Linked DNA regions of Homo sapiens: region 1 is linked to region 2. A link is a contact called in ENCODE Hi-C data. All regions are on one chromosome and are shown on one strand. The core of a region is the stretch at or near the end of the contact, and the rest is flanking DNA. Distances in the headings are between cores, read along the strand shown.

Evidence for each region. A loop is a pair of places that touch in the nucleus more often than their neighbours do. Pooled maps may share reads with other maps.
Region 1: a loop to region 2 is called in a pooled map, with 6 times the contacts of the local background. The contact joins the promoter of KLF14 here to the enhancer-like site in region 2. A Hi-C loop is called at or near these places in 3 of 37 single-sample maps with no recorded cell type and 6 of 50 pooled maps.

What each region holds. Positions count from the first base shown.
Region 1 is chr7:130,732,807-130,735,506 of GRCh38, reverse strand. KLF14 (KLF transcription factor 14) reads left to right here and starts at 1,300. Exons shown (of 1, transcript NM_138693.4): 1 at 1,300-2,700. The coding sequence starts at 1,474. The coding sequence ends at 2,445. LOC105375508 (a long non-coding RNA gene) reads right to left here and starts at 1,243. Exons shown (of 4, transcript XR_927978.3): 1 at 1,125-1,243. RefSeq lists silencers at 1,487-1,566, 1,637-1,796 and an enhancer at 1,692-2,229.
Region 2 is chr7:129,779,149-129,781,848 of GRCh38, reverse strand. No RefSeq gene overlaps it. Among named protein-coding and RNA genes, the nearest start is that of MIR183, 5.5 kb to the right of the region's middle. RefSeq lists an enhancer at 681-1,526 and silencers at 1,147-1,946, 2,007-2,086, 2,237-2,366. Within about 2 kb of position 1,433, at least 14 of the 41 ENCODE cell types and tissues checked have a DNase peak (open chromatin) inside an H3K27ac peak, as active enhancers do.

The DNA of each region.
Region 1 (2,700 bases), core at 51-2,550, 950 kb before region 2:
CTAGAAAAGTGAAGAGGGAGAAAGGTGAATGGAACTGGGGAGGGAAACAAAGTGACATTCAACTCTATCTGTAATGTTTAATATAAATAAAAACATGAAACAACTATAACAAAAATTTCACATTTGATTACCCTAGGCAGTAAATACATGAACGTATGTTATTCTTGATACATACGTATTAATTTTCAAAAGAAAAAGTACTGAAGAACTACAAATAAAATGCACACAATTCACTCATATAAAAGCTTGTATACATCAAAAACTAAGATATGACTATTTTTAGAAATTATCCTGTTTGTTTTTCTATGTAGTTTTACATTTTTAAAAAGAAAAACGAGGGAAAAAATGAGAGCAATGAAGACACGTAAAAGAAACCGTACATGCATTTGATTATAAAAAAGGCAAACCTCCACAATCACAAAACACCATATGAGCATTCTATATCATGTGCTGCATTTCCTTACATTTAACTTTCGTCAAAAGCAAATTACAAGATAATGCCTAATTGGAAACGTGACTTTCTATTATTAAAATGGTGGGAGTCCATTTTAATGTGTTTATCTCGCCGCTAGACTATAATTTATATCTCAGCGTTTAAATTTGTTTGGATGCCAGTGACAGGTTAATGCAGTTTAAACATGCATTTTTCTTTCGTTGGCTGAATAGTTAAATCGTTACTCAAAGGATTTTAAGTTTCAATTTCAACCGGGAGAGGATTCTTTGCTTTTCCAAGGTTAAAACTGTTTCTGGTTCGAGATGCTATTAATTAATGGCTACGTAGCGGATCTATTTAGGGAACTGCTCCCGGCCCCGGGTTCACAGTTGACCTGCTCAATGAGAAAACTTTTTTTGCTACAGACTTGGGGATATTTGCAATTTAGTCTGAGAGCGGCGAACGGGGAGTGAAATGGAATTCGAGACCACTTCGCTAACAATCGCAATTATGAACCGAAAGACATGTCAGGTATTAGCAATTTTTTTCCTTAAAAAAAAAAAAAACTTTCTGGGACTCCGCGGGACACCCAGCTGGCGACGGACCAGCGGGCGGCGGGCTGCGGGGAGGGGGGGCGAGGCTGCTGCAACCCAGAAGTTCCGACTGGGGAGTTTCGCTCTGTTACCATTACCTGGCTCGCCGGCAGAAGAAAGAACGCGGAGACAAGATAATTTCTGAGGCTGTTAAACATGACTTAGCCGGGGGCCGCGCGTTCCGAGGGGGTGTCCTGCGGGCCGGGGCGGGTCTCTGCCGCCCCCGCGGGCTCCGGTGCGTCAGGGGCGCGTCAGGCGGGGCGGGCTCCGCGCGGGCGGCGGCGGCAGCGGCGGCTGCGGCGGCGGCGGCGGCAGCAGGCGGCAGGCGGCGAGCACCCGGCCTCCTGCTTCTCGCTCCGAGGCTGCGGGACGGACGCTCCCGGGAACTCCGTCGCCCGCGGCCGGCCGCGTTCGGACGGCGCTCGCCGGCGGCCGGGCGGTCCCAGCATGTCGGCCGCCGTGGCGTGCCTGGACTACTTCGCCGCCGAGTGCCTGGTGTCCATGTCCGCGGGCGCCGTGGTTCACCGCCGCCCGCCGGACCCCGAGGGCGCGGGTGGAGCCGCTGGCTCGGAGGTGGGTGCGGCGCCGCCGGAGTCCGCTCTGCCGGGTCCGGGGCCACCGGGGCCCGCGTCGGTCCCCCAGCTCCCGCAGGTCCCCGCCCCCAGCCCCGGCGCGGGCGGCGCCGCGCCCCACCTGCTGGCTGCAAGCGTCTGGGCGGACTTGCGCGGCAGCTCTGGCGAGGGCTCCTGGGAGAACTCGGGGGAAGCTCCACGCGCCTCGTCCGGCTTCTCCGACCCGATCCCGTGCTCCGTCCAGACCCCGTGCTCCGAGCTGGCTCCCGCCTCCGGCGCCGCGGCGGTCTGCGCTCCCGAGAGCTCCTCCGATGCGCCCGCCGTCCCAAGCGCGCCTGCTGCCCCGGGCGCACCAGCAGCCTCTGGTGGGTTCTCTGGAGGGGCCCTAGGGGCAGGCCCCGCCCCCGCCGCGGATCAGGCGCCCCGGAGGAGGTCTGTCACACCTGCTGCCAAGCGCCACCAATGCCCCTTCCCGGGCTGCACCAAAGCCTATTACAAGTCGTCGCACCTCAAGTCCCACCAGCGCACCCACACGGGTGAGCGCCCTTTCTCCTGCGACTGGCTCGACTGCGACAAGAAGTTTACGCGTTCCGACGAGCTGGCCCGCCACTACAGGACGCACACGGGCGAGAAGCGCTTCTCCTGCCCCCTCTGCCCCAAGCAGTTCTCCCGGAGCGACCACCTGACCAAGCATGCTCGCCGCCACCCAACCTATCATCCAGATATGATCGAGTACCGGGGACGTCGTCGAACTCCCCGCATCGACCCGCCACTCACCAGCGAGGTGGAAAGCTCCGCCTCCGGCTCCGGTCCCGGCCCGGCGCCCAGCTTCACCACCTGCCTGTAGGACAGTCATTGCTGTCAGTCTTACCCTCAAGGATGATCCCCCAGGCCGTTGTCCCTGCTTTCTCTCTGCCCATCCTTCTTTCCCAGAGTCATTACACCAAGGCACAGACTGGTTCCTCTGCTCTGAGGGTGGGTCCAGGCAGACATGTGGACTCTGGGGAGGTACTGGGGGCCGGAAAATAGCGGGAATTCTTGCAACGTGTATATCATCCTAAAAGTGGGGGTTGCCTCAAGACAGCCCCCAGGAACTGATAAG
Region 2 (2,700 bases), core at 184-2,683:
GGTTGCCCAGCATCGCATGGGTCTGAGGACCAGGTAGGGCGCGGGTGCAGAGACAGCCAGGGAGGCTCGAGGCGACCTAGATGGGCGGGGGAATGCTAGTAGGACGGGGAGGGGTTAATGTGGAGCTATCACCCCCTTTTGGCCCGTTGGGCTCTGTGACGTGCTCATTATCTCCGCTGTCCGGGTTCTCGCTCACCGTGCCCATCCCTGGCTGCATGGGGAGAGGGGCCCCGAGGCCCTGAGACTCGTCCAGTTATCCACCTGGGGTGGGAATCTTGCTTCCCGATCCATCTGGCTGCGACATCTACGGCTTCAGCAGGCCCTGCCCGGGAGTCGGGCATATTGAAGGGTTCGTATCCTTGCCGTCACCCTTGGCCCCTCCCGGCTCGGCAGGAGCTGGGGGTGGGGAAACTATAGATTTCCCGGGCCCCGCTTCCACTGCCTCACCCCCTTCTTTTGCTCGAGCCCAAGACAAGGTGTTAACGGTCTTCAAGTGCAAGGGTTAGGTTTGGTGGGAGCATAGGCTAAGCACCACCCTCATTTTACAGGGGCTTCTAGGGTGCCAGATCTGCGGGGGTCGATTGGGAAGAACTAGAAGCTAAAAAGGAGAAGGGCGGATTAACGTTTTATTTTAATCTGGTTTTGAGCTGCCGTTGCCGTCTGGGGCGGCCGGGCGGGGCGGAGCTGGGACTGCCAAGGGCAGCCAAAGCAGCAGGGAGGGAGGGGGCGCTCCGGTGCTCAGGATGCTGGGGAAGAAGGAAGAGGCCACCCCAACGCTGACAGCTTGGAGGACCTAGCCCCTGCCCCCCGGTCCCTTCTGAATGCTCCGGGTGGTGTCAGACCAAAGGACGGTTGAGAAGGATCTAATCCGCGTCCGCGCCCCAGCCCCGGCTGGCCCCGCCCCCTCCCGAGGGAGCCACTGTCGCAGTGGGGGGAGGGGGAGATGGGAACGGGTCTGGGGGGCGGCTCCCCTCCCCCTCCCTCTCTTGGGACAGACAGCCTTTGTTCCCGGCGGCGGCGGCAGCGGTGGCCAGACACCTGTGAGGCCGCAGAACTGGCCGAGGGTGGGCGTGTGAGGACATGGAGGCCCCTTGTCCCCATTCCAGCCCTGCGCCCCTGGGTCCGGGTGCGCCCCCTGAGACAGGTCAGCCTTGAGCACCTTTCTGCGGGGAGACTGCAGAGATCGTCCAGTGGCCCTACGGTGCGCCCCAGCTCCCAACGCACTTCCCCTCCCCCCTCCCAGGGTCGGATTTCCAAGCACGCCACGCCACACACACCTCGGCTAGCTCCGGGCTCAGAGGGCGCTGGGGTGGCAGGGCGTCCGGGCGCACCTCGGCTAGCGGCACCCTAGCCCGAGGGCAGGAGGCGGGGATAGAAGGCGGGCGACGGGACCCCTTGGGGCCAGACCCGGCCGGGTTGGGCAAGCAGGCGGGGCTCCCGGCGTCTCCGCAGTCCCGGACGGGCGTGCCCTGCGCCGCGCACCAACCGGAGCCACATTCAAGGTGAATCATCCCCGGCCCGCCCCCTGCCCCTCCCCGCCTCGCGGCACCTGAGCCAATGGCGCTGCGCGAGGGGCGGGCGGGGCCCGGGGCGGGGGGCGGTAAAACCCTCCTGGAGTCATTCTCTGTGCACTCCGTCGAGCCCCCGCGCAGCCGTGCCGGAGCCGCAGGGCCTCCGTCCAGCCGCGCGGTCCGGGCAGCCCGCGCCCCCTGTTCTTCCGGTCCTCGGGCCCAGGTACCCCTCTGGACCTCCCCCGCCTGCAGCGCGGAGGCGGCTCCTCTTCAGGTGGCCGGGCCGGGGCCTTCCCCGGCAGACCTGTCACCCGACACCCAGGAAGCGCGCGGCCGGGTCCCGGCTCCCCTTTGTTCCCCCGCTGGGCTCGGCGCTCCGGCGCCGCCCCCTCTCGCGGGGCAGCGGAGGTTTGGGCCCGGGCCGGGCGCGCTTCAAGCTCCGTCCATGCGGCTCTTTCCAAACCGGGGCCGTTTTTGCCTGGCTTCTCTGGTGTGGACTCCGCGCGGAGCTGAGAGGCGGCTGTGCGCCCAGCCTGGAGCCGGCGCAGGTGAGTGTCTGGGGCCGGGAGCGGGGGGGCGGGCCGGGCGGAGCCAGAGCGGGGCTCAGTAGAGGAGGCGGAGGCGGGCGCCCGGGACCGGCCGCACTAGAACCCGGGTGCAGGGCAGAAGTCCCGGCGCAGCTGGCTTTCGGGGATGACGCGGCAGTGCCTACTCGCTCTTCCGCGCCTTCAGGCGGAGGCGCCCACGGGGCGCCTGGGTCCCGGGTCCGCCAGTGGCGTCTGCCCAGCGCCCAGCGCTGTTCCCGGGCGGGGGCGGGGGCGGGAGCGGCTGCGGTCCGAGTGCGGCCGGTGCTTGCGAGGTGCCTACCCGCGAGGAGTTTGGCTGGGGTCGGGCTGCGTTTCGCCGCCCTGGTGGGCTCAGGCGGAAGCGCCAGGCTGGGAGGGGGCTGCGGAGAGCGCCGGGGCCCCGGAGCTGGCCCCTCCAGCGTCTTGTCAGGGCTGCGCGGCTGGTTCGAGGCTGCTTCCGTGGCCCGGAGCCGCCCCGCCCAGTCTCTGGGGGAAAGCGGCTCTCAGACCTCCCGTGTGCCTCCACTTCGCGGCCACTCATCCCGGGAACCCCGGCGCACGCGAATGAGACACCGTTCCCCGCCCTCAACTGCCCCATTCCTGTTAATAGCGCTAGTGGCACC